2 separate regions of the Homo sapiens genome follow, and region 2 is linked to region 1. A link is a loop called in an ENCODE intact Hi-C map of the cell type or tissue named here. Cell type or tissue: gastrocnemius medialis. All regions are shown on one strand. Links, peaks and the distances in the headings refer to the core of each region. The heading gives the core; the rest is flanking DNA. Region 1 has its middle 340 kb from the start of OSTF1. Region 2 has its middle 290 kb from the start of OSTF1.

The links. Peaks named below come from ENCODE experiments on the same cell type or tissue, not always from the same donor. Only the 100,000 strongest peaks of a DNase experiment are listed, where the experiment ranks them.
Region 2: a loop joins it to region 1, with 6 times the contacts of the local background. A loop is called at or near these places in 3 of 110 quality-filtered maps.

What each region holds. Positions count from the first base shown.
Region 1 is chr9:75,425,839-75,438,865 of GRCh38, reverse strand. No RefSeq gene overlaps it. Among named protein-coding and RNA genes, the nearest start is that of OSTF1, 340 kb to the right of the region's middle. In gastrocnemius medialis, for the core only: no CTCF peak of the experiment used is centred there; no DNase peak of the experiment used is centred there; H3K27ac peaks cover 3,812 bases.
Region 2 is chr9:75,371,718-75,384,744 of GRCh38, reverse strand. No RefSeq gene overlaps it. Among named protein-coding and RNA genes, the nearest start is that of OSTF1, 290 kb to the right of the region's middle. In gastrocnemius medialis, for the core only: no CTCF peak of the experiment used is centred there; a DNase peak (open chromatin) is centred at 6,574.

The DNA.
Region 1 (13,027 bases), core at 1,833-9,832:
CCTCACTTCCCCTTTCTCACCCACCAGAGGAATCTCCCATACCTCGCTCTCCTTACACTCTTGCCCTGAACTCTTCTCATGTCCACCTGACCTTCTGAGAGCACAGGGGGACTTGGGGAGCAATATTGATTCTCCCAGAGGAAATTTACCCAACGAGAGGAGAGGAGAGGAGAGGAGATGTGGAGGTCATGAAGTGCAGGCACCCAGCAACAGATTCTTCTTGGAGCTGCATTCTTCGTTGCCTGTCTGGCCAGAATTTCTTTGGATTTTCTTCTAATAAAGCCTATGTTATCATTCATGATTGCTTTCATATTCCACAGAAGAAAAAGAAAATAAATACGCAGACTGCTAGTTTGATTTTTTAGAATATTTAAATCCTGAAATAGACACAGAAATGATTTGCTTAGCTGGGAGGGAAGTTTAAAACCTCAAAAGGACAGCATTCCATTGTGCCTCCATCTCTCAGATTTCTGTGTGTTAGCAGCAGCCACACATGCCTCTCATTCAGATGTGTGAGCCCAAACTATTTTATAACTGAATTTCCAGTTCCTTAATTAGTAAAATGGTGATGGGGTTGTTATTTATATTTTAAGGGTGGACTAAACCTTCCTCTCCTTTCTAATTAAATCATAACATGGCCTCAAAAGTGTGTTGCATCATTCCTACCGGATCATAAGCAACAAGACGCTTTTTCGTTTTTCCTTCTAGTGCCAGAATCTTGCATGGGCTGCTCAGTCTCTGCTCCTCCCTATCTCCCCTACCCGCCTTGCGGCCCCCTCCCATCATGGTAACTCCTCCAAGGTTGCCGTTTGTGCTATGCCCTCTGTTTTACCCATGGTGATCACCATTAAAACCCTTAAGACGACAGGGTCTGTATGCTTGTCTTTGGGAACTGCTAAGATGATCCACTGAGCTACCAATGTTACAGAGAGAGAAGTGGTGCTAGTGGATTTAAAGAGAAATAAAGTCAGGAAGTCCTGAGACATGGAAAGAACCCTGGAGGCTTACATAGGGAGACCCTGGAGCTGTACTGACCCATGTGGTAGTCACATGTGGCTATATATATTTAATGTGAAATTAATTAAAATTAAATAAAATTTTAAATTCTGTTCCTCAGTCACACTAACCATATTTCTTTTTAAGTATTTATTATTTTAATAGCAGATACTAACCATATTTCAAAGTACTCAATAGCCACATGTAACCGGAAGCTACCATATTAGACAGCACAGATATAAAGCATTCCCATCACTGTAGAAAGTTCTATCAAAGAGCACTGCTCTAGAGATTTCCAGAGGAAGATCTAGTTAGCAGCTCTTGAGAGACAGCAGACTGTGTATTAGCAATAGCACGACAATAGAATTTATTGATCAAACAGAAATAGTTCTGAGAGAGAAAGGGGGTATTAATAATGATTCAATAATTTTAATAACTAGTTAATACTTAATGATAATCATCCTGAAATACAGAGAGTAAAAGGGGCACAGTGAATAATTATGCTGGGATTACAGGCAAACCTGGAAGTCTGGTCACCTGATCATCACATTCTTCCTGGAGGGGTTATTTGATAGATTACAATCCCCTGGAGTTGTGTAAGCATAGCTGTTACTTTCACAGATAACAACTAGACTTCACAAATACAACTAGAATGTCTTCCCTAAAGCACTATCACCTAAAAAAAAAAAAAAAAGGGATTTTCTTCCAGAAACAGGCCTATATCTAGATGGTGCCAAAGCCAATCTCTCCTTTTTGGTGCTACCCTATTTCCAGTCTGGAGAATCCCAGACCATGTTCAGATCTGTGTTTTCCCTGGGTCAAGCCTGGAGAGGGCTACCCTCATCCAAAATGTGCCCATGCTGAGAAATAGGATTGTTTTCAGCAGTTTCTCTGGTGTAAGACTCTGGTATCAATACAACCGTTTTTGTTTTTTTTTTTTTTTTTTTGCTTGGTTGTTTGTTTTTGAAAAGGAGTCTAACCCTGTTGCCCAGTCTGAAGTGCAGTGGCAAGATCTTGGCTCAGTACAACCTTGACCTCCCAGGTTCAAACTATTCTCCTGCCTCAGCCTCTCACATAGCTGGGACTACTGGCATATGTCACCACACCCAGCTAATTTTTGTATTTTTAGTAGAAGCAAGGTTTCACCATGTTGGCCAGGCTGGTCTCAAACTGCTGACCTCCACTAATCCACCCACCTCAGCCTCCTAAAGTGCTAGGATTACAGGCGTGAGCCACTGCGCCCAGCTAACACAACTATTTTAGAGTGACTTTATCTGCCCCAGACCACAGACTCTGTTGTATCAAATAGTGCCGCTGGAAGAGAAGGAGTAGGAGCAGAAACCCTGCTGACCTCTGAGGGCCCCTGTGTGGCAGTATCACTTTTTTGTTTCATGTTGTTTTGGGGGAACCCAAGAACACTGAAAAACCTTTTTCAAAGTGCTGCCAAATAATGAATCGAGCAGGTACACCAAAATCTGTTGAAAGTTAAAGAAAAATCAAAGAACCCTAAATACATTTGAATTTTTACATTTCCCTCACCTGGAGTGAGGTGCTGAAGCTCCAGCCTGGGTCCCGTTTGGTGACAGACGTGAACACAAACATGGACCCTCTCTTTGCCCGGGAGCAAGATAGTCAGGCCAATAGGATGGGATCTTCCATTCAGGGTCATCAAAGAAGGCTGAGTGCTGTCACTAACCTTTCAGCACACCCCTCCTAAAAGTCATATGGACTCAAAGATGTGTCATGGCCATAGAATCAACCCTAGGAAAATAGTAAAGAATATCATACTGTTGCTCCCAGCCTTCCCGCCTTGGGTTGGTAGATTTTCTTATGGGGTGGAAACTCAGCACCAGCATTGCCACGGGTTCAAAGATCCCATGTCCAGCCTCACATATCTGGGCTGGTTCTGCTCTGAGGCTGCTCTAACACTGGGAAGTATTCCTTTATTCTCGCTGATGGGTTATCTCCAATGACATTGTAGACCAAGCACCAAGGACAGCCCTACTTAGGGAAGGTAATTCAAACCCTTTGTTTAAGCTCACTGCTTCATACAACACAAACTAACCCAGCACCTACAACGTGGCAAACACCTCTTGGGGACACTGAGCACATAGCTGTGAGCAAGAGAGACAGGACCTTGTCATCACAGAGCTTATATTTTAGTGGGAGGATGGAGACAATGAGCAAATAAACAAAAATTATTCCAAATGGTGATAACTGCTACAGAGGAAAAAAGGTGATACTTGAAAGGGACTGCAGTGACTGAGGGACAGCATCAGATGGCATTGTCAGTAAGAGTTTCCAGACGGGGCCAGTGGATCTGTGATCTGAAGGTTGCCAGCCAGCTATAGTGGAGGAACCCAGAGCTTAAGTCCTTGAAGAGAAACACTGAGCTGTGCATTTTCAAGGACAATCTGAAAGAGGGTGAGAGATCCCGCCTTGTGAGCAAGAGGAGGGAGCAGAAAAAGATAAACTTGAAGAAGTAAACAGAGGAACCATCCCAGGCCTTGCAGGTACCATAAAATATTTGAGTTCATCTTAAGTGCAACGGAAAGATACCCCAGGGTTTTAAGTAACAAAATGGCATGATCTGATTTACATGTTTAAAGATTACTGTGGATGCTGCATGCAAAATGGATTCCAGCAGTGGTCCTCAAAGGAGGTTCCCAGACCAGCAGCATCACCTAGAAACCTGTTAGAAATGCACATTCTTAGGCCCCACTCTCAATATCCTGACTCAGAAACTCTGGGGGTAGAGTTCAGCAATCTGTTTTCACAGGCTCTCCAGGATATTCTGATGCACACTCATGTTTCAGGACCACTGCATTACAGGAGGATGAGATTGGATCACAAGAAACCAGTTAGGAGGCTACAGTGCAGGGATGGTGCTCTTCCTGATGTTGTTCCTATGTTGTAGGGCTAGATGGAGTTGCCCTATTCAGGAAATGCTCCCTTGAATTTAGAATGTCCTTCAAAGGAAATTCAATGATAAAGATGTTCTCTTTCTGTCACCCAAAAGCTGTCTTTTAGACAGAATGGTTAGAGACCTTTTCTCTTTTACTTTTTTTTTTTTAATGGAGGAGGTGTAGAATTCAGAAGACTGCATTCACACCATTTAGCTAAGGAAAAGCAATTGAAATCTGCACTATTTTCATATCTAAACCACATCACACAAGAAACAGACTAATCTTGGGGTGAATATGGGGGACTGGTGCATTTAGAATCTATGCCTCATATAGACCAGAGATGGAGACGTTCTACCCTAATGTAAGTGTATGGATTCTTATCTAGAACAACAGTGAAATCAATGAAGAAATGCTATTATTGGTCAAATCCCTTGACCTTGCTCACAGGGCCTTTTATATGTGTGCTCACACCAAAGAGAGAAGGAAACCTTTATTTCACACCCTCTCATAGTCTCCTGTGCAGGAAGACACACCATTCTTGACTAAAGGGGACCTCCCCCAAGGTATCACTGAAAATACCCACACACTTTTTGTGGGCTCAATGAGCTGGACTAATATTATGGTTGCCAGCATCGTCCACCAGCTCTTGTCTCCCAAGGAACCTGAGAATTATAAAAGAATTTATGCCAGAAGAGTAAAATGCTGTGGCTTTGTGTGTTACTAAGCCCTTTCATGGAAATGAGTTTATTGGATTGGCCAGCCAGCCTGGTAAGGAGGGAAGGGAAGAGGCAAGGAGAGATTTAGGAATGTTGATCTTTGGGAAAACAAAATGAGGATCAGAGTAAGTAAGGGACAAGAGTCACTGGGGAAAAGAGGGTTACCAAATACGTGGAGAAAAACATAATGAAAAGGGAAAATACTGGAGTAAAATGCAAAATCAAGGATTGACACAGATAAGGTTTCAATCTTCTGCTGCCTCCTACTAATTGTGTGATTTGGGCAAGTGGCATTAATGCTCTAAGCCACAGTTTTCTCATCTGTGATGTGGGGATTATAACTGGAGCTACTTCAAAGAGATATTGCAAGAATTAAATCAAACCTTGTGGTTAAATGTCTGGTCTAGTACCCAGAACATGGAGATTAGTAAATACTAAAGACTTCCTTCCCCCAGACTCCTTTCATCTCCCCCAGCTATGACATGGGAAGGAGGAAGAAAATCAGATGCTTAAAAAGACAAAACGATAAAGGCAATTGGTTATTTTGTATTTCTCTCTTCTAAGAGTGTTGAAATTTTAATATCTTGTTTTGTTCAAGCATCACTGTCCCATGTCCTCCTTGAGGTTCAGAAGGTAAAATGGCCCTCTCAAGTCCTTGTGGGGCTGTCATGCATCCTGAAGCCCCTGCCCTGGCTTCACAGAGTGCTCCCTGGATGTCCACCCCAGAGCTACTCAGTCTCACCTCCTAGAGTTAAGGAGGACAAACATTGTCTCCTCACTTTGCCAACAGGTTCTTAGAAGCTCAGAATATGAACCTGTAAGTCTACTGCTCCTTACAATTAGCCCCAAGCATTTGGAAAGGGGAGGAAGATGAGAGGATCCAAACTTTTATGATTCAGAAGCCTAAGTAAGTGATAAGTGCAAAAGTCCTAAAAGAATGTTTTCTGTCTCTGTCAATGGAACAGATTTTGTAGAGTTCTGAAAAGGACCTTGGGCTACCCAAAGTCCAAATTAAACAGAGTAAAACAAAATAAAACAGAAAGAAACAGAGAAGTTCTGTGACTTGACCAAGGTCATATAACAAGTGAGAGTAGCATCACTGACCTTTTTAAGTCAACAAGTCTATGCTCTTCTCAAATGACAAAACTAGTCTGGCCAACATGCAGAACACAATGTTCCTTTCTGAACAATTTGTACTTGGAAAATGAGACCATCTTTAGAAATTCTCACTGCTCTCCTGAGACCAAACACTGCAACACTGATTTGAAAATGCTTACATTTTAGAAACAACTGCAAAATAGAATCATTCATTATGCCCCTCAGCAGCAAAGACTATCCCTGCCTTGCCACACTTGCAATTGATATTTTATTTGTGAGAAGGCATTCTTTCTCCCATTGCCAGCCAATGTTATTTGTAGCCTAATAAATTATTCACAAAATAACCCCACTTATTTGTCTTTCAGATATTTCTTTCCTAGGAGACTCAATATATTTAGTGATAGCAACACAAGTATGCCCAATAAGACAGGGCAATTTGCAACCTAATAGAAAAAGGTATGTTAACAATACAATATGGTTTCTGTATGAAGAACAAAAGAATTTCCTCTGAACATACTGGCACTGAGACATGCGAGGGAGAGCAGCAAGACACAGCTACTCATGTGGTTGACAAGAGCAATTTCCCAGCAAAAGCTGAGGGCACAGGTCACAACCCATGACCAGGAATGGTGAAAGACAAGCCATAACTGGCAATAAGAACATGTCCTGCTTCCCCAATCCAATCTGTCTGCCAGATAATCAGCCATTCTATAATTTGTTGTATTTCTTATGGAAAATAAAAAGAAACAGATCAAAAAATAATAACTTGAACTATTGGGCAAAAGGAAAAATCAAGCAAATGCTAATGCAGACCCATGTAAATGGGTCTGCTCCCTACTTTCAAGAAAAAATTAACATCACATGTCTTTCATTTTCCCTAAATAAATCTGTCTTGAGTCCCCCTTGCCAAATTAGTAGAATGGCTGGTACCCTCCCCCTTGTTACCGTTTTGAAAACATTTAAAAGGCCTAGGAGTTTAGAGCTCCAAAAAAAAAAAAAAGAGAGTTGGGCTGATTCTGACATCCACATCTGGAAAAGACAGACCCTGGTGTCTGATCTGCCCACAGCTACCCCTGCTCTCCCTGCCACATGGTGGTGGTCCTCCATCATCACCCAGGCTTGCGGCCCATCCAAGTCCCTACAGAGTCCACTCCAGATCTCCATGGAAAAGTGATCTTATTCCCTCAAGAGTACCTTTGATCCACAATTCTTTGGTTCCCAGAATCATAGCCCTGAATGCTCAGCTTTTTCCTGGGCAGCCATCCCTTCAAAGATAACACCCACTTCCCAGCCCCATCATAGCAGGTCGAGTTTCAGCCCATGGTGGACACAGAGCCACTGACTGTTCCTTCCCTGGGATCCACGACTTCTTTTTTCCCTAATATCTGGAAGCTTTCCTCATTAATCCCTGAAACAAAATGAACCTTACTACACACTTTTGGTGCTCAAGAGGGCTACCCCTCCACCATCTAGGAGTGCTACCTAACTGCCTCTAGAGGATCCATGAGCTTCAAAACACAAGCAGTCTGATTTTACATTTTTGCCAGCCACCTCCTTGGGGTATACCCTGATGATTTGTGTTGGGAAGTGGGAAGGAAACTCACTCCCTCCTTCTTCAGAGAAGAGCCAACATAAGCATGCCAAAGATGATTTAATCTCCTTTGAATGAGCAAGATGAATCTTTGTCACTTATTTTGCTAAAGTAGAAAATTTGAAAATCCAAGTTCAATCAAAAGTGGAACATTCTGCTCTGAATTAGTTAGACTAAGAGCTAGAACACCTCCACACACATAAACAAGCAATCACTTAGAATGATATTTGCAAATATTGTGTGACCCTGCAAATAGTTACTCTCTCCAATGTGCATTATTACTACTTGCTTTCTGAATTTTGTGGAAATTGAGTGTTTTGTGTAAATCAGTAGGAAAGACAGAATTTAAAACTTAACTTGCATATTGAAATGTGCTAGGTAAGAGACAGAAATACCATTTGACCCAGAAATCCCATTACTGGGTAGGCATGCAAGCATATGTTCATTGCAGCACTATCCACAATATCAAAGACATGGAATCAACCCAAATGCCCGTCAATGATAGAATGGATAAAGAAAACATGGTACATATGCACAATGGAATACTATGCATCCATGAAAAGGAATAAGATTTTGTTCTTTGCAGGGTCATGGATGGAGCTGGAAGCTGTTATCCTCAGCAAACGAAGGCAGGAACAGAAAACCAAACACCACATGTTCTCACTTATAAGTAGGAGCTGAACGATGAGAACACATGGACACAGGGAGGGGAACAGCATACCCTGGGGCCTGTTGGGGAGAGGGATTGGGGGAAGGAGAGCATCAGGATAAATAGCTAATGGATACTGGGCTTAATACCAAGGTGATGGGTTGATCTCTGCAGCAAACCACCTTGGCACACGTTTACCTATGCAACAAACCTGTACACCCTGCACATGTACCACAGAATTTAAAATAAAAATTGAAGATAAAAAAAAGAAATGTGTTAGGTATCCAGTAGATTACTTCTTGTCCTTTTGTATACATCTATGCCACTTGTTTAAGGCTTCAAAACAACCTTATAAGATATATACTATTAAATTTATTATATATGACACAACTAAGGTTCAAAGAGGTTAAAAACTGAACAGCAGTCAGTAAATTATGAAGCCAGAATTTGAGTTCTCAGCTGCTTTTCCACTTCCTATTCTGATATTTCTTACAAAAGAGAAGACAAGAAATAGCTTAGTTTCCTAGCTTCCAAAAATAGGAGGTCCATACTGAGTTAGAAGAAAAAAAACCAAATAATCATTGTTTTTCTTAAGACTGCTTTGGAATAATTTGATTTATGCATGTTTTTGTGACCCCTCCAGAATCCCTAGAGAAAACACAGGGCCTGTCTGCTTTACTAGAGTATGATACTGAAAGTCTGAGGCTGGTTAGAGAGCAGCTTGTGTAGGACAAAGGACATTGCATTAGCAAACCCAACTTTGGTTGATAATCACAGAAGCAAGTAGTATGAAACACCACCAGGGGATGGAGAAACACCTGGACAAAGAATTGATTTATTGAGGGGAAGATAAGATTAGAAGAATTCAAAGCCCTTGTAAGAATACTCTCACTGCAGAGAGCTTGATGATATGGTTGTGTGAGCTAGAAACAGAAGGCAGTCCTGGTACCAGAGGGAGTGTCTCTCCTGTAAAATAAACAATGCTCCACTGTCTAGGATTCTATTTTTCCCCCTCTGCCTTTTCCTATCCCAGCATCCCAAGTCAGCTGCTGGAATTATAGAAAAATAGAGGGCAATAGTAGAAAGTCCTAAAGGCATTGTGCAGAGTACTGGCTTCCTTTGCTTTTCAAATTCGGCCTCACATCTCATTTGATTCCATGTGCTACCCCGACCTTGCAAAAGGGGAAACGAAAATACATTGAAGCTGAGTGACTGGTCCATGTTACTGGGAATTAATAGGTTTTAGCAGAACTCAGCTCCCCTAAGACTCAGCTCTGTATTTCTGTTGGACAAATGAAGATAGGAGAGAATAAAGAGGATACTACCTTCTTCAAAGCATTGTTTTGTTTTACCCTCTCACCCTTGCTCTCTGTTCCTCCATGCATCACACAAACACACGCACACACAATTATACACATTTTATTAGATAATGGTTCCAAGAAGAAAAATAAGAGCTGCTGGATATGGATCAAGGCAGGGAATGTCTTGCATCAAGAATATGGTGAACATTCATGATGGAATGGATTGGTTCACTGAGGTCTGTTTGCATTCTGGAAGAACCCTGGTTCTTTAAAAAAAAAAAAAAAAATTTAGGCCAAGGGACAGAAAAGGGGAAATTTGGCCTGCTAACACCTAGACCAATTTTTTAATGAGGAAAAGGTAACGGGAAACTTTCTCAAATTAGTCTATGAGAAGAGCATAGAGTCTTTGTTATTATCTCTCTTGTATTGTCTTTTTATAATAAGAGAATAGTGTGATGGCATCCAGACCTTGCTCGTAGACATCATTTTTTGTGTCTACTTGATACTCAGGAACGGTGTGGTTTTTCTCTGTGGCTTTTCTACACATTGGTAAAATGAGAATGTTTCCTAAGAAGAAACTGGATCTTTTCTACTGTACCTCCCCTATATCCAGGCAACTGGGACCCCTGCCATGAGTTCTGTGCTTCAGAAGGCCCCACTCTGGACTTCCTACAGGGCAGGAGCAAGAAGTCCACAGGACTAAGGATATTTGCCCACCTGGAACCCATGCCCCAAATTCTAGACCAAGCTCTCAGTACCTGGGACCCTGGGATTACTAATCCTGGAATGTACTTCGGAGCCTGCAGAGCCTCCTGCAAGGGAGCAGCCTCCTGAGAGCAGACAGCACGATCCAGGTCTGAACTGTGACAAAGAGGTAGCTTTCTGTGGGATGGGGAAGGGGCAGACAGATGAGATGGAGCTTGCTCATGTGGATGCAGAGGTGTAAGTGCCCTGAACAGCAGATGGGACTAAAAGATGGTAAGCCTTGGTAGGATGGGAGCTTGGGGATGGGGAGATGGTCTGCGTTTGTACTTTTGCCCCTGGCCCTGCAAATGAAATGACTGTTGTGGGAAGGCTGCCTTTATCACTACCTAAAAAGCAAAGCCTCCTAGTAGACTCATTGCCTTTTTCTTCTGCTCAATTCATCTTCTACACTGTGCCCACCATCATCCTTTAAAAACAGACACAACCATATCAAGAAGTCTCTGATTAAAAATAATCCACAGCATCTGTTGCTTACACCAGCAGTCCCTAACCTTTTTGGCACCAGGGACTGGTTTTGTGGACTACAATTTTTCCACAGACTGGGAGGGGGTGTGGAGATGGTTTTGGGATGAAACTGTTCCACCTCAAATTGTCAGGCATTAGATTCTCATAAGGAGCATGCAACCTAGATCCCTTGCATGCACGGTTCATAGGAGGGTGTGTGCTCCTATGAAAATCTAATGCTGCTGCTAATCTGACAGGAGGCAGAGTTCAGGTGGTAATGCTTGCTGACCTGTCGCTCACCTCCTGCTTTGCAGCCCAGTTCCTAACAGGCTAAGGGCTGTTACCAGTTCATGGCTCAGGAGTTGGGGACCGCTGGCTTGTACCATCACAGCTGAACTCTGGATACTCCCTACTTATCCTTCTTCCCACAGACCTTGACCCACCAACATTTGCTGTGCCTTATCTGTTTACCACCTTGGACAATCTTTTGTTCTTAAACATGGTCTGCACATTCAAGCCCATATACCTTTAATCATGCTAGTCTCTTTGTCCGGCTAGTATACAGAGTGTGAAATATATTGTTGTTGAGTTGTGTTGAAATGATGATGGACTGATATGACAGAACACATTTTTGAGATGTTTTATTTGTGTTTGTTTTCTTTGTATTTCCCATGCCCCTCTATTTTAAGCAGGTTGCCAACCTTTCATATCTTATTGCCTTGGTAATTTTTTTTCAGTGTGGAAAGCATATGCTTCTTCCTCAGTTCAAAGCTTTTTCTCATTTACTAAAAACGCCTAAACTTTCTCAAGAGATAATGCCCTGAGGAGGAGTAATGGTAGGCATGAGAAGGAGCTTTTGAGGGGAAAGATATAGAGGGAAAAATAAGAGTTCACCGAAGATTAAGAGGGGACAGAGATGGGCAGGTCCTGAATGTGGTGTCAACATTCTGGAGGCTGAAAGTGCTCAGAGAGGTGAGGAGCTGCAGAGTTATGAGGCTATAGAGATGATATGGATGTTGAGACAATCTCCACAAAGTTGGCTGGCCAAACTGTCCAGACGCTGGGCTGCGGCACTGTCTTCTGCAGTATTAGCCAAGTAATGCTTCCTCTCTCCTAAACAAAGTGCAAGCAGTTCATACTGCCCTTTAGTCAATGGGAAAATGCCAGAATAATCATACAAACAGCCATCTCCTACTCAGAAAATGAGTGAATGGCTCACTCAGGAGGGTTAGGATCTTTTCTAGCCACTTTCACTGTTACCAAGTTGATGTGCTCATTGATTCCAGGTTATCTAACAGAATTTGAATGGGATTTCCTCAGGCTACGTCCCTAAAAAAGACCTTTATTATTTGGTCCAGCCATTTATTATTTGTCCCCTTTATCCCATAGTATTGTTTCTATGCACTGTCAGCCAAAGTGATAGTGTGAGGCCAATCATAAAAAGCAAGCACAACAATTTCCCAGAAGCTGCTTCTGCTGGCTTCATGAAAGGCATTTCCCAACGGACACAAGCAAGAGCTGCCTACTTTAGGGGTCCATCGACCTGAACACCTCAGTCTCAGAAGTTAAAGAAGGTTGTATCTAGTTAGGATGAAAGTGAATTATGATAGCCAATTGTGTTGCAGGTTTCCCACAGACACAGGGTTTGGAAATTAGAAATCAAGAAAAGGATGGGCCATTATATCCAAACGCAGCATCTCCTGACTACTCCAGTTCATATTAAGTCTCCTAGGTACTGCTGCTTTTCTCCTTGTTAAATGTAGCCAACAGGTGTTTCACAATTGACCTAGCAGCAAACAGCATACAACATTCTCCCTGGCTCTAAAACCCATTCTAGCATACCAAGATATTTGCCTTGAACCCACCCCATGAGTATCTGGAGTCAACTCAGAACAAGGTGAGTTTTAAGATTCACCTTCCTTCCTTTCTGCCTAGTTGCAGATATTCAGTTGGGTTAAAGAATGTCAATGTAATTAACAAAGCAAGTCTATTTTAATAGTCTACCAAATGTCATTTTGGCGAAGGGAAGGGAAGGGAGAAGGGAGGGAGGGAAGAAGGAAGTGAGGGAAGAAGAAAGTGAGGGAGGAAGGAAGTGAGGGAGGAAGGAAGTGAGGGAGGGAGAGAGGAAGGGAAGAAAGGAAGAAGCGAGGGAGGTAGGAAGGAAGAAAGGAGGGAGGGAGGGAGAGAAGGAAGGAGGGAAGAGAGAGAGAAAGGAAGAAAGAAGGATTCTTCCTCCAATCCACAGTAATATGCTGGGAGACAGAAAAGTTTTCATGAAAATAAGAGTAGAAAAGGTTAGAAGAGTCTAGGTTGGACATTAATGCTGATTTATTATTCATTGGTCTATTACTCACCAAACTGCCCTATGCGCAATCTACATATTCAGTCTCAGATACTTAGAAGAGAGCCAATAAGTGATAAGTAAACAGGGCTTTGGGCCATAGAATCAAAAAGCACTTAGCAGTTCTCACTCACTAGTTGAATGTGTATTTCCCAATGAAAGAAGAGAACTGCATCAAAATTTCTCCAAGCTTCTTCACCCAGTTTTAAACTTTATAAAT
Region 2 (13,027 bases), core at 2,096-10,095, 54 kb after region 1:
CCTCCTCCAGACTGTATGGACTGGCAGAAGAGAAAATGGTTTACTTGTGGCACACAGAATATGTTTCTGCCAAATCCATTTTTATTCTATGGACTGAAATACAGACTAGTTGATCTGGGTCTCAACACAGTCTTCCTACATCCTTAGCCTCAGCTTTCACCTCAAACAGTACATTCTGTTCATCTACCAATATGTCTGGGTACTCAGTGAATTGATCCTTGGTCACAATAGTTATTAGCTCTCTGCTAAGGTAAGAACAGATAAATGAGGGAAAGGGGTGGAAATGTGAAGTGGAAAGGAAGGAAAAGAAATTTAATTTTGTAAAACATAACTTAAAAGTAGGGAGCATTTTTAACTTTGACACACACATAAATACGGAGTTCTTTCAAAGCACAAAAGCTTCCAGACAACCTTCTTTACAGAGATGGAGTACGTTATCACCTGCACCATATGTGCTTAAGCACATGGGAAGCTCACTACCCTCTAGAATATTTTTCCGTTCACTGAATAATATCAGAAGTACCAAATTTTGAGCTTTTTGCCTTCAAAATGGTGATTTAGAAATACGGAAGTCAGGAAACAGTGCCAATTTTTTTTCCTTCCTCATAGTTTTGCCAAGAACTGACCCTGCATCTTTTGGGTTATAAGCCAGTTTGGTCAATAGATGCTTGCTCCTTAACAAAACCTTATTGATGAGCTGATAAAGTTTTCACATTCTGCAGGTGAACAGTTATGTAGGGGGCAGGGCTAAGAGACCAAATGACATGCTCGGGTTATTTAACAGGGCAGAGAAAGAGCTGAGTCTACAGTGGGGGTCTCCTGACACCTAACTACAGACTGTAACCCCCTTTGATCTTTCTGCAAAGTTCTATTTCCATAGGACTGATTCTGGTAGCATAGTAATGCAGGAATTACTGCATTCCTGCATAGTAATGCAGGAATTACTGCATTCCTGCATAGTAATGCAGGAATTACTGCATTCCTGCATAGTAATGCAGGAATTACTGCATTCCTGCATAGTAATGCAGGAATTACTGCATTCCTGCATAGTAATGCAGGAATTACTGCATTCCTGCATAGTAATGCAGGAATTACTGGGATAGAGAGAATAATGTCTCTATCCCAGGTTTAGTACTGCAGGTTTAAATACTACATTGATAGTGTCCCTCAAACCCAGTGCAGTATTTAAATGATCCTCAGTCAGTTAGTTCCCAGGGTTAGATCATGATGCTCAGATTGGCAGAAGTTGGATATGGTATGAAAAAATTATAACACAGTGTAATATTTGGAAATTGTATAAACCCTTTTCTACATTACAGACTATGGAGAAAAACAACTAAACCAAATCCTCTTGGCTGGTAGAATTATGGAGATTCTTTTATTTTTTTTTTCCTTAACAAGGGTAAGAAAAAAAAAGAATCACACCAACTTCCAGTCCCCTCACCCAATGGCATATTAGGATTTTCAATAGGAGATGTTCTGAGTATTTATCAAAACTAGGCATAGGTTGAAAACATCAGGCTGAGGCCTAGTTCTGATACGGCCAAGATCATAGGTGGAATGTTCTTGAAGTTTCACTTTATTTATTGAGCAAATTAAGCATTTTATTTATTAGCCTCTCTATTTGGCTGACTGCATCCAAAATGTGTAGACAGAATGGAAGAACAATGTAAAACTACTTCTGCTGCTCAGAAAACAACGAGAAGCATTCAGCTTTTCCAGAGAAGCTCCATTGCATTTGTATATGTGAAAGCCTACAATATAGTTTTATGAGTTCCACAATAGAATAAAATCTTTCAAAATTTTTTTTTAGACTGTGATCTGGCTTTCTGACTTTGCTAACCAATCTCCTCCTTGCTCACTCTGTCTCAACCACCCTTGCTTTCTATCACTCTATTTCTCCAAACACCTCCTCATCTCAAAGGCTTTGTTTTTGATGTTCCCTCTTCCTCTTCCCCAGGTATTTATAATGGCATTGTCTCCTAATTTAGGCATTGGCTTGGATAACATTTCTTCAAAGAGACCTTTTCTGACCAGCTAATCTATAATAGACTGCTCCAATCACTTTTCTGTTTTATTTTCCTCAAAGCTTTTAGGATCAGTGAAATTACTTGTTTTGTTATGTGTTTATTTACTATCTTCCCCGTAGGCTTCATGAGGACATGGATCTTATTTCCTTTTCAGTAGAACAATGTATTTTCCTTTGGGTATATATCCAGTAATGGGACTGCTGGGTTGAATGGTAGTTCTATTTTTAGTTCTTTGAGAAATCTTTAAACTGCTTTCCACAGGGGCTGAACTAATTTGTATCCCCACCAACAGCATACAAGTGTTTCCTTTTCTCTCCAAGTTTGCCAACGTCTGTTATTTTTTTAACTTTTTAACAAAAGCCATTCTGACTGGTGCAAGATGGTATCTCATTGTGGTTTTGAGTCCCAGCACAGTACCAGGCTCGTAGCAGCCATGCATTAACTATGGGTGAATAACTGACTCAATAAGTCAGTTAACATGTCAGGAATTCCCACTCCTTGTTTATCCATCTAGGAGCACAAAAATGCATGGTACATACCAGAGAGACCATGGGCCTAGGTATTGGTAGGTATCAGAGACATTTCATAATAAAAATAATAAGAGAAATAATAAGAGCCCATTCTCTGATGGGCTACATACACATTCTCTAAGCCCCACTAAACTGTATGAGATGGGTGTTTTTATTAGTCTATTTCACAAAGGAGAAAACTGAGCTGGAAGAAGTTAAGTGACTTGGTCTAAGTTATATAGCTAGTAGATGGCAAGGCTCAGATTTGGACCCAGGCAGTCTGCACTTAAGAACTATCTTTATGGTATTTTCATTTTGCTTCGGCTCCAGCATTTCGTCCACCTACCCCAGTTTGAAAAACAATTTGAGCTGAATTTGCTTCACTCTGAAGAAAGAACTTTTTAGAAAATCCATTAAACTATTCTGGGGGACATCATTTTTTTCTACTTTTTAATGTAATAAAAACAGAAATATGTATGTTACCTTGATTGTTTGAAGTCTGGGATTATTTGAGCTTTATCATAGAAGACAAACATCTTTTTAACTTTTATTTGTCACTGTGCTGATTACCTCCTTTAATAGTAATTTGAATTCCTGTGTAAACAAACTCCTTATGACACAAGAAAGAAAACCTGCTGTAAAGGAAAAAATTGGGGGGAAAGAAGAACCTAGCTTTTGTTTCTTGACTGTAAGGTGTTCTGCTTTGATAATGCAAACCAAGCAACCAACTTAAAAGTGGTCTGAAAACAAAAATCCTTGTAGATGAAGGGTCTATACTCTTCAGGCTTCTAAATCTTATTTCAAGACTTCTTTTTCCCCTCCTTGGTAGACAAGTTATTTTCTAAGTGGTAAAGGAGTCAAGAGGTAGGTAATTTGTTTCCTTTTTTATTTTAGAGAGTATGTTACTGGTTGTGGCTGTAGAACATTTTCAAATTGGAGTCTTCAGCCAAGCTTACTGAAATGCCAAGTTATGCCTGGGTTACATATACATAAAGCTTCCCCACTGGAGAAATCCAGCTGTCTCATAGTCCTTCTGGAGGGACTTACTCTTTTAAGTACTGAATTGAAGATCTGGGATATTTGATTTTCTGTTTATCAGGGCAAATAAAATTTTAGCCTCCTAATAAATATAAAGAAAATCCTTGGACCACATATTGTCCCCCTTTAAACAGGCAGTGCATGTGAAATGTTTTATTATTGTAAAATAAATCAGTAAATAACCTGAGGCAACTGAAGTAGCATATATGCTTATATATTTCCCTGGGCTTTGAAATCTTTATATATATTTATATTTTTATATATATATTTATTTATTTATATTTATATAAATATTTATATATTTATATTTATATATATTTATATATATAATTTTTTTTTGAGACAGAGTCTTGCTGTATTGCCCAGGCTGGAGTGCAGTGGTGCGATCTCCACTCACTGCAACCACCTCCCTTGTTCAAGTGATTCTCCTGCCTCAGCCTCCTGAGTAGCTGGGATTACAGGTGTGTGCCACCACGCCCAGGTAATTTTTGTATTTTTAGTAGAGACGGGGTTTCACCATGTTAGTCAGGCTGGTCTTGACCTCTTGACCTCATGATCCACCCGCCTTGGCCTCCCAAAGTGCTGGAATTACAAGTGTGAGCCACCACTCCCAGCTAAATATAATTATTTTAAAAAATCAAATAAAAGGCATCTCTAGTGCACTATTAGAAACAGGAAGAAGTCCAAAACAAATAACTGGAATAATGGCCTAATCTTATTTGCTAGCCCATACAATGAGGTAGTGGCTGACACTTATTTCCAGCCGGGATGGTTTTTAGCAATCCCCAAACCCTGGTTGATCTCAATGGAAATCTCTTTTCAAAATGATCAGTCAGTTATAGGTACATGAAGTCAGCTTGAAGATAGTTGATGACTTTTGGATATGGAATTGTCTATGTATGCATGATTATCACATCTATTCCCATAGTGACAAAGTGTTCAGATGAAGACAGATATAGATGAGGTCAGATGTGAAGACAAGGTGTAGAAGGGAGAAAGAAGGTGGAGGAAGAATGGAAAGCCAAGGGGGATAAGGAAAAGAAAGACAAAAAGAGAAAAGTCCCATTTTGCCTGATGGCTCAAGAGCATTTTAGTTTAGGTTTATGTTGTTTAGTTTAGGTTTTGTTGTTTTTCTTATCTGCAGAAGTTCCACGGCCTCTAGATTTAGAACATTTGTGCTTGATAATCACACATTACTGAAAGATGGTCTATGAAAAAGTTTTAGATTTATGGGTATAAGGAAACACATGCTATACAATTTAGAAAACTATATATCCAGCTTTGTATATTTCTTTCAGATTTAAAATATCTTCAACATCTTCAAAACAGGATTCAAGTCATTCTCAAGCTGTTTGAGATCATCCTTGTATTTCTAAATAGGTCAGAGCCTGGGCCACAGCAAGTAGCTAAAAACCTGGATAATAGATCCTGTTCTTGTTGACTGGATGAAGTTAATAAAGCTTCTGAGTCTAGATCCAGGGAAACATTACTACCATTAAAACTGAAACAAGGTAGAGCACAGTGGCTCATGCCTCTAATCCCAGCCCTTTGGGAGGCCAAAGTGGGTGGATCACCTGAGGTCAGGAGTTCAAGACCAGCCTGGCAACATGGTGAAACCCATTTCTACTGAAATACAAAAATTGGCCACTGTAGTGATGCATGCCTGTAATCCCAGCTACTTGGGAGGCTGAGGCAGGAGAATTGCTTGAACCCAGGAGGCACAGGTTGCAGTGAGCTGAGATGGCGCCACTGTACTCCAGCCCAGACAACAGAGTGAGACTGTCTCACAAAAAGAAAAGAAAAGAAAAGAAAACAAAAAAAAAAAAACAAAAAACAAAAAAAAAAAACCTTAAACAAGTGTTTACAAAATATAATCCACAAAATTTTAGACCCATGTGATGTTGATCAGTTTTCCAGGGAGGAAAGATTGCATAATTCATAAGTTTGAGAAACTTGGATTTTTGGATTTCAACAAAATGCAAATCCAATCATGTGACTGTCCACAAAATGGGTATTTTATGCCAAGTTTCCCAACCCTTAGCCATTCCATGGGCTAACGTCCCATGGAATATACTTTAGGACACATTGGTCTACATCAATTCCTACTTCACCTCCTTCACAAAACAATCTCCATTTTCTTTTGGGGTAACCAGATGACTACTACCATAGCTACAAAGTGAGGAGACTAGTTTCATTTTACTTAAAGTTACATGATTTGAGGGGAAGCAAAGGTCTATTTTAAAAATTATTTTGACATTTTTATAACCCCCCAAGTGGCAGGAAGAGCTGAAATCATTGTCACTGTATCAGAAATAACACACCCTGGGAAGGCATTGTGGCATAATATTGAAATCAACCAAGGCTCAGATCTGGACTTTAGCAACTATTTGCTGTGTGGCCTTGGGGAAGGTCTGATCAGCTCTAAGCCTCTTAATTTGCCTCTTTAACATGAGGGTGATGATGCAAACCTCCTAACATTGTATGAGGTTTAAATGAAGTAGTATGTGGAAAAGCAACTTTCCTAGAGTTGGTTTCAGAGTTGACACACCATTAAAGTAAGTTATTTTCCCCCTTTTCCTTCCTCCCTCCCCCCTCCTGCCACCCTCCCCCATCCTGGAGTCCAAATATTTCAGGAAAACTGATAAAGTAAATAAACATCACTCCTTAACTCTAAAATATCAAACTCAAGAAACTGGCATTCCAGTCTGGGTGGAGCAGACACATAGGTTTGATTCCGTTCACAAATGATGAAACTTCTAGACTCTTCCTCCTGAGATTCCACTCTGGAAAGGTCTCCTGTCAAAAAACAAAGAGATCAATCTTGTCCCAAAGGTCAACATGTTTGTCACCTCCTGTCTAGACTACAGCAGTGCTCGCAACCTGGACCTCCCACAGGGAACCGTCCGCTGACAGCAGATGACCCAGACGTGACAGCATGCCTGCTGGTTAGTCAGCCCACAGCAAGCCCAGCACACCCAGGCCAGGCGGATTCTCAGCCTTGGCTGCTGTTTGACGTCAAGTCCAATTTATGATCTGGGCTCTTGAATTAAATCACCAGGCAGTGATGAGCCCGGGCTGCTGGAAGACCTTTTCATTCCACACATCCCGCTGATAACTTGTTGGACATGGAGGTATTGGGACACGATGCAGATATCTTTTCATTAAGGTTTGTTTTTAATTAGAATAACTGGACCCATGTGTGCTTCTAGTTAACCATGTAGGTGTCGCCGGGCTAAGAGGAGTTTGCATTTAGCCCTGCCTCCCCAGACCAGACACTGGGGTCCAGGACTCCTTAAAGGATTAAAAAAGTAAACTGATCACAAAGAGGTTTTATTCAAAAGCCTAAAAGTAGTTAAAATTAGCATTCTTGCCCTCATTCCACCCCCTTCTCCAGGTCATTATTTTGAACTGCTTAGAATTCAAAATACATTTCTGCCTACAAGTCCAGAAGGTGTCACATTGAGATATTTTTTCAGCAAGGATGGTATCATCAACATTCTCTATCAGCTCCTTTGATGACCAATATTTCTAGTGTGTTCATTCAAAAGTCACCAGCAAGAAGCTGTGAGAAAGTGAGAAAGTAGAATTATATAACATAACCCCACCCTGCAGGAGACAAGGGCTTTAGGCATGCAGCCTCGGTCAGGTCAGTAGGACAGAGTGGGTTTCTTTGAAAGTCTGGTTTTTATTTTGTTTTTGTTTTTGTTTTTCTTCTAGAATTCAACTTCTATCTTGAATTAAGCTAATCAACTTACCTTTGTTTGGCCTTTTGAAGAGAAGAGGCTGATCTTATTTACTACTTGTCAATTTGCCAGAAACATGTTTACTTTTATTTAGATGAACTTGGCTGCCAGCAATAGCAGTGAAAGAAGAGAAGGTATATGGAGAGTAAGAAAGACAGCCCAGCAGAATTGGGAAAGATTATTTAAAAGGAGCAGAATGCTCTCTCCCAGAAAGTCAGAAATGAGAGAGAGAGAGAGAATATGAATGAGACAGAGAGAGAGAGATTGAGTAATTCAATATAAAGGTACAATCTCAATCTGCCAGATTACTCAATCTGCCATTGCCTTCTCCATCAGCATCAAAACCTCAGAGAACACGGAATTATAAACCAGATCCCATCCTCCAGCCACAAATTACACAAGCTTAGAGTGCTCAGAGGCAATGACAATATTAAAGAGTTTCAAAAATAAAGTATGCTTCATTTCTATTTGAACAACTCCCTATAGCCTCCTTGATTCAACACAGCTTCTTACAATCCTTTCATTTGCATCATTCCTTTTCTTCCCATGAAATACCCTCCTGCAACTTGAGACAAGATGGAACATGCTACATAGGAATCTTTGCGACTATTTAAGATTCCATCTAAATGTACACAGTCCCCATGGGATCAGAAAAATTTGCTGTTCAGTTTTCCGGGCACACAACTTTATAATATCAGGATTAACAGGAACTTGTACATTAATGCCTAGAGGTTTTTTGCCCTCCTGATATTCCTCAGATAAAACTCAAGGGGGTTAGGAGGTTTCCACATAGTTCTTTTTCCAAGCAGTCTGTCATTCTTGGTGCATCACCCACACTTTCCGAAAATGGCACAAAATCCAGCCAGACTCTTCCAAGAAAGGGATTATGTCACTCCTCAATCCTATGATGCCTCTGAAATAACCTAAACAAGTTTTTTTCCCACTGAAGGGGTACACCTTCAGTTCTTTCTACAGGCCAGGCATAAGATCTTGAATCTCTTAACTTTATTCTGTATTGATATAATTACAGAAATGGATAATAGTGATTTTTTTCTAGATGAACACTTCATACTGAGTGACACCTTCTCATTGTGGTCCACATGCTTTAAACTGTTGTCTATTTAATATTTCCGTATCTTTCGTCATTCCCTTCCCCTGTGGTTTTCTTTCCTAACTGCTAGATAGTTCTGAGGCAGGGCACTGGACCAATGGCATTAAAAGGAACAGAAGAGGCCGGGCGCGGTGGCTCACGCCTGTAATCCCAGCACTTTGGGAGGCCGAGGCGGGCGGATCACGAGGTCAGGAGATCGAGACCATCCCGGCTAAAACGGTGAAACCCCGTCTCTACTAAAAATACAAAAAATTAGCCGGGCGTAGTGGCGGGAGCCTGTAGTCCCAGCTACTTGGGAGGCTGAGGCAGGAGAATGGCGGGAACCCGGGAGGCGGAGCTTGCAGTGAGCCGAGATCCCGCCACTGCACTCCAGCCTGGACGACAGAGCGAGACTCCGTCTCAAAAAAAAAAAAAAAAAAAAAGGAACAGAAGAGAGAAATGAAGAGTAACAGTCCTCTTAGGCAATCATCTTAATTGACCAAAAGGCAAGTCAGGCTGTATGAAAAAGTATAAACCATATGTATACCACATATACATCTTAGATCTTTACCATCTGGTTTCTCACACTTAGATGAGCCTTTAGAGCAAAAGGAAGAAGAATCACTTTGTAAGAAATCTGATTTGCAAAACACCTTTCTCTTGTGTGTGTGTGTGTGTGTGTGTGTGTGTGTGTGTGTGTGTGTGTGTGTTGGCTTTATTTGAGGTTAAAAAAATGATGAGATCTAAATTCCCAAATTGATAGTACTACAAAATTATATGTGGAGATTTCCAGAACATTTCCATTCTGAAACAAGTAAGCAAATAATTTTGTTCAACAAAAGACTCAAGATACAATTTATAAAAGTTTTGGCTAGACTAGACTAGAAACACTGAGAGAAATACTACATAAGTGTAAATAGATAGTGTGAATTTGTACCATTAGGATTTAATAATGGAAGTATAAAAAGAAATCTTAAATAAATGGGCAAAGTTAGCCGACACCAAATGCACTAGAATTTGTTGCCTCTACACGTCAAAGTAAAATGTCACAAGTGCCAAAACGAAGGGATATGCAGAGTGTTATTGGCATTCCTTCTTGCTGAGGAGATCAGAAAAGATTTCATGGAGGTATTTGATCCGAGCCCTGAAGGAAGGCAGCATTTTGACAGGCAGCAATGGGCATAGAGGAAATTGAATAGTGAGAGAAATCATTTAAAGAGAGCTAAGGTAAACAGTTAGGAAATAATGCATGCTTAAGGAACAGTGACCCATCCAGTGTGGCTGGATGGAATACAAGTCATATAAAGAAGAGTAGTGGGTGATAGGCTGGAAATTTGGCTTGGAATCAGGTCATGGAGTACCCTGAATTTCTCACAAAGTAATATGAACACTTGTGTCTGCTAACGGAGAATTGTTGAAGGTTTTTTAATAGAGAAATGATATAATCAGAATCAAGCTTTGAAAAGATTAATCTGGCAGTAAGATGTAGAATACTTTGGAAGAAACTGAGGAGTTACAAGGCCAGGGTAATAATACAGATAAGAAATAATGAGGGTCAGATCTACAATAGTGAGAGTAAAAATGGGAAGAAGGTAAGAGATAGATGTGAGGAATGTTGAAAATATAGAATCAAAAGGACTCTGACTAATTATATTAGAAAATGTAGGGAAAGAAGGAAACTGGTCTGAGTAATTATAAGTGTAATGCTAATTATTGAAATTAAAAATAAACCAGAAGAGCATGCTTGTAGATGATGAGTTCAGATTTCACTGTGTCCAGCGTTCAGAGATATTTGTCATGAAAACATGTAACTGTATGGCCTATCCTCCTTGCTGCATCCTTACCCCTATACGCCACATCCAGAAGCCATAGTGATTTGACTAAGAACTTAGTTAGGCTTTATAAGTAGCTAGATGTTTGTGTAATGAATAAAACAAGCCATTAAGAAGTATGTGGCCAAAAATGGGGCCATTACTTATTTCAAGGAAAGGCATGTGTTAGGGCAATAGTAGCTCCTATGAATAGAAAGTCTATCAAATTTCAGTGGCCTAGCATTATAGAATTTATTTTTTCACTCATTTGCATTCAGTTGCCACTGGCAGGAGAAGGGGGGACTCCATGCAGTCATTCAGGGACCCAGGATTATGAAAATTCTTTCATCTTGGCTTCCAAGGCCATCCTAGTAGTATTGCCCAATTAGCAGGGAACAAGAGAGAGAATGAAAAATTTTATAGAAGAGCTCTAGGGACCAAGCCTAAAAATGGTATAGATCACTTTTGCCCACATTTCTTTGGCCAGAATTCAGTCACGTTGCTATAACTTAACTGTAAGAGAGGCTCAGAAATATGGAAATAACTATGAGGCCAAGAAGATAAGGAAATAACTTTGTTAAACAGATAGTTGGCCTCTACCACTAGGTCACAATTTCAAAGGTAAGGTGTAGGGGCTAAGGATAAACAAAAAGAACCACAGCTGTCTCTATAGAAACACAAATTACTATTGCCATTGTGGAAAGAAGTGGCCTAATAGAGTATGGAGCATTTGACAAAATGAATTTCCTCTTCTTTATATAGACCATATAGTATCTAACAATCTTTTTTCTTAAAACTTGGGTTGGGGAAGAGCATGTGTGTGTGTGTGTGTGCACGCATGTGTGTGTGTGTGTGTATGTGTGTCAGTGGTAGACCACCCTGCTCATGTGTTTTTCCACAATGCTGATTTTCACTCTTATAGTGAATGTTGTTCCAGACATGAAAACCCAGACTTAGGAAATGCACCATTGGGAAGCACTGTATCCCACAAAGAGCCCAGTGATGTAAGATAATGGAACCTAGTGAAGATGAGACAAAGCCCCAATGGATAGAAGGTAGGGTTTTCCAAAAAGAGACTGGAGATTTGTACCTTGGAAGTTTACTGAATTTCCATGAAGACAGACAAGAATCTGGGCACCAAAGAGCAAGTTAAGGAACTGGTTCTGTGAAGACAGCTCTTATGAATGGTTAACTTCTTAGCTATGGAAAAAATCGTACTAAATATGCAATTTTAAAGTCATGTATTACAAAACCCTATTTTTTTTCACAACCCTTCTATAAAGTCTTCAAACTTTGTGTGGTATATAGAGGCAAATTGGAGATGTCACAACAAGACAACAGGTCTGCCCACAGCATGGCCCAGTCTGGATCCATAGACTGAGCTACTACCACAGCCTTCCCCACAGTGAGGAGTGGCTCATAGCCCAGTGGAGAGCAGGGGGCGCTGGCCATTGCAGCAGCAGTGGTCAAGCAGATGACTCAGAGTCAGCCACAGGAAATGCTCCCCACTGCCCCCTACTAAGGCAATCCTTAGCCAGGGGGAAAATGTTGATATTGTGTCAAATTTTGATATAAAGGGAGTTACAAGTTTTAGTAAGAGCTCAAATTTACAGATAAAGATTCCAAAATCTCCAGCTTTATTATGTTATAATCAGGGGAATGTAGAAAATGGACAAAGGAATGTGTTCAAAAGAGATATAAAAGATCACTGGACACTGTTGGTGCCCTTCCCAGATGTCCTCAGTTCTTAATTACAAACAGCCTGCACCTTTGACTCTCTTCAGAGGACTGATCCAAGATTATTGGAGCTGCTTTTCCCATGTTAAAAGAGCTGGAAGGGCCTAGGAGGTTTATGACTCCCAACTCCCCAGAGTGACACACAGCCAATGACTGTCTGTCTGGTGTGGATGTGTGAAAGCTCAATCCCTTGTTCTGCGTGGAGACAGACTCTGGCAGAGATCCCCTCAGGGATCACATTGAAGCTGAGACATCACTTGAGATGGCACCGCTACTTGGCTTGTTCCTGCCTCCCCATTGACTGATTGATTTTTCTTAAATGTACTTCCTCAAATTATAGGCATCTGAATTCTCATCTCCAGTTTTGTTTCTGGTGAACTCCAACTAAGACACACATAATAGGGATGCCACCACTGTGGTCATGGTAGGATTTAATGTTTTTGATTTACTAAGAAAGATAAGCACCGTAAAAGGATTGCTAGATTTAGCATTGAGAGATTACTATTGCTTCTAATTCCCCCACGAGTCATACAAATTGACAAGGGAACAAGGAGTAACCTATGTAAATGCCCATGTCCTGGGCACTGTCACTGTCATCAACTGTCAATCATCCTTCCCCAGAAACCACATGTTCCCACATTGCTGCTAAATCCATAAACAAAAAAATAGAGGTAGAAGGAATTTCTAAATTCTTGTAAGAAGACACAGGGGTAAATTCAGTGGCTTCATGGAGTCTAAATCAAATGCACATTAGACTTTATGGAGTCTAAATAAGATACATGTTAGATGGCACCAGGACTGACTTGGTGGGAAGGTGGGTACCTGGGATTTCCATTTATCCTATGCACAGTATCACAGGCAAACTCAAGCACTAGAATAATTGAAGGCTTAGAACTGAAAGGAATCTCAGATAAGTCCTATTCTATTCCCACAGTTTATTACAAGAGTCCATGACCATAAATCCCTTGGCTAAAAGCTGAATTATTACACAAGTTCAAGTCTTTGACTCCCCCTGACTATCTTTCCAGTACACCACACAGCCTTTCAAGTTCTTATTATTGCTAGTAAG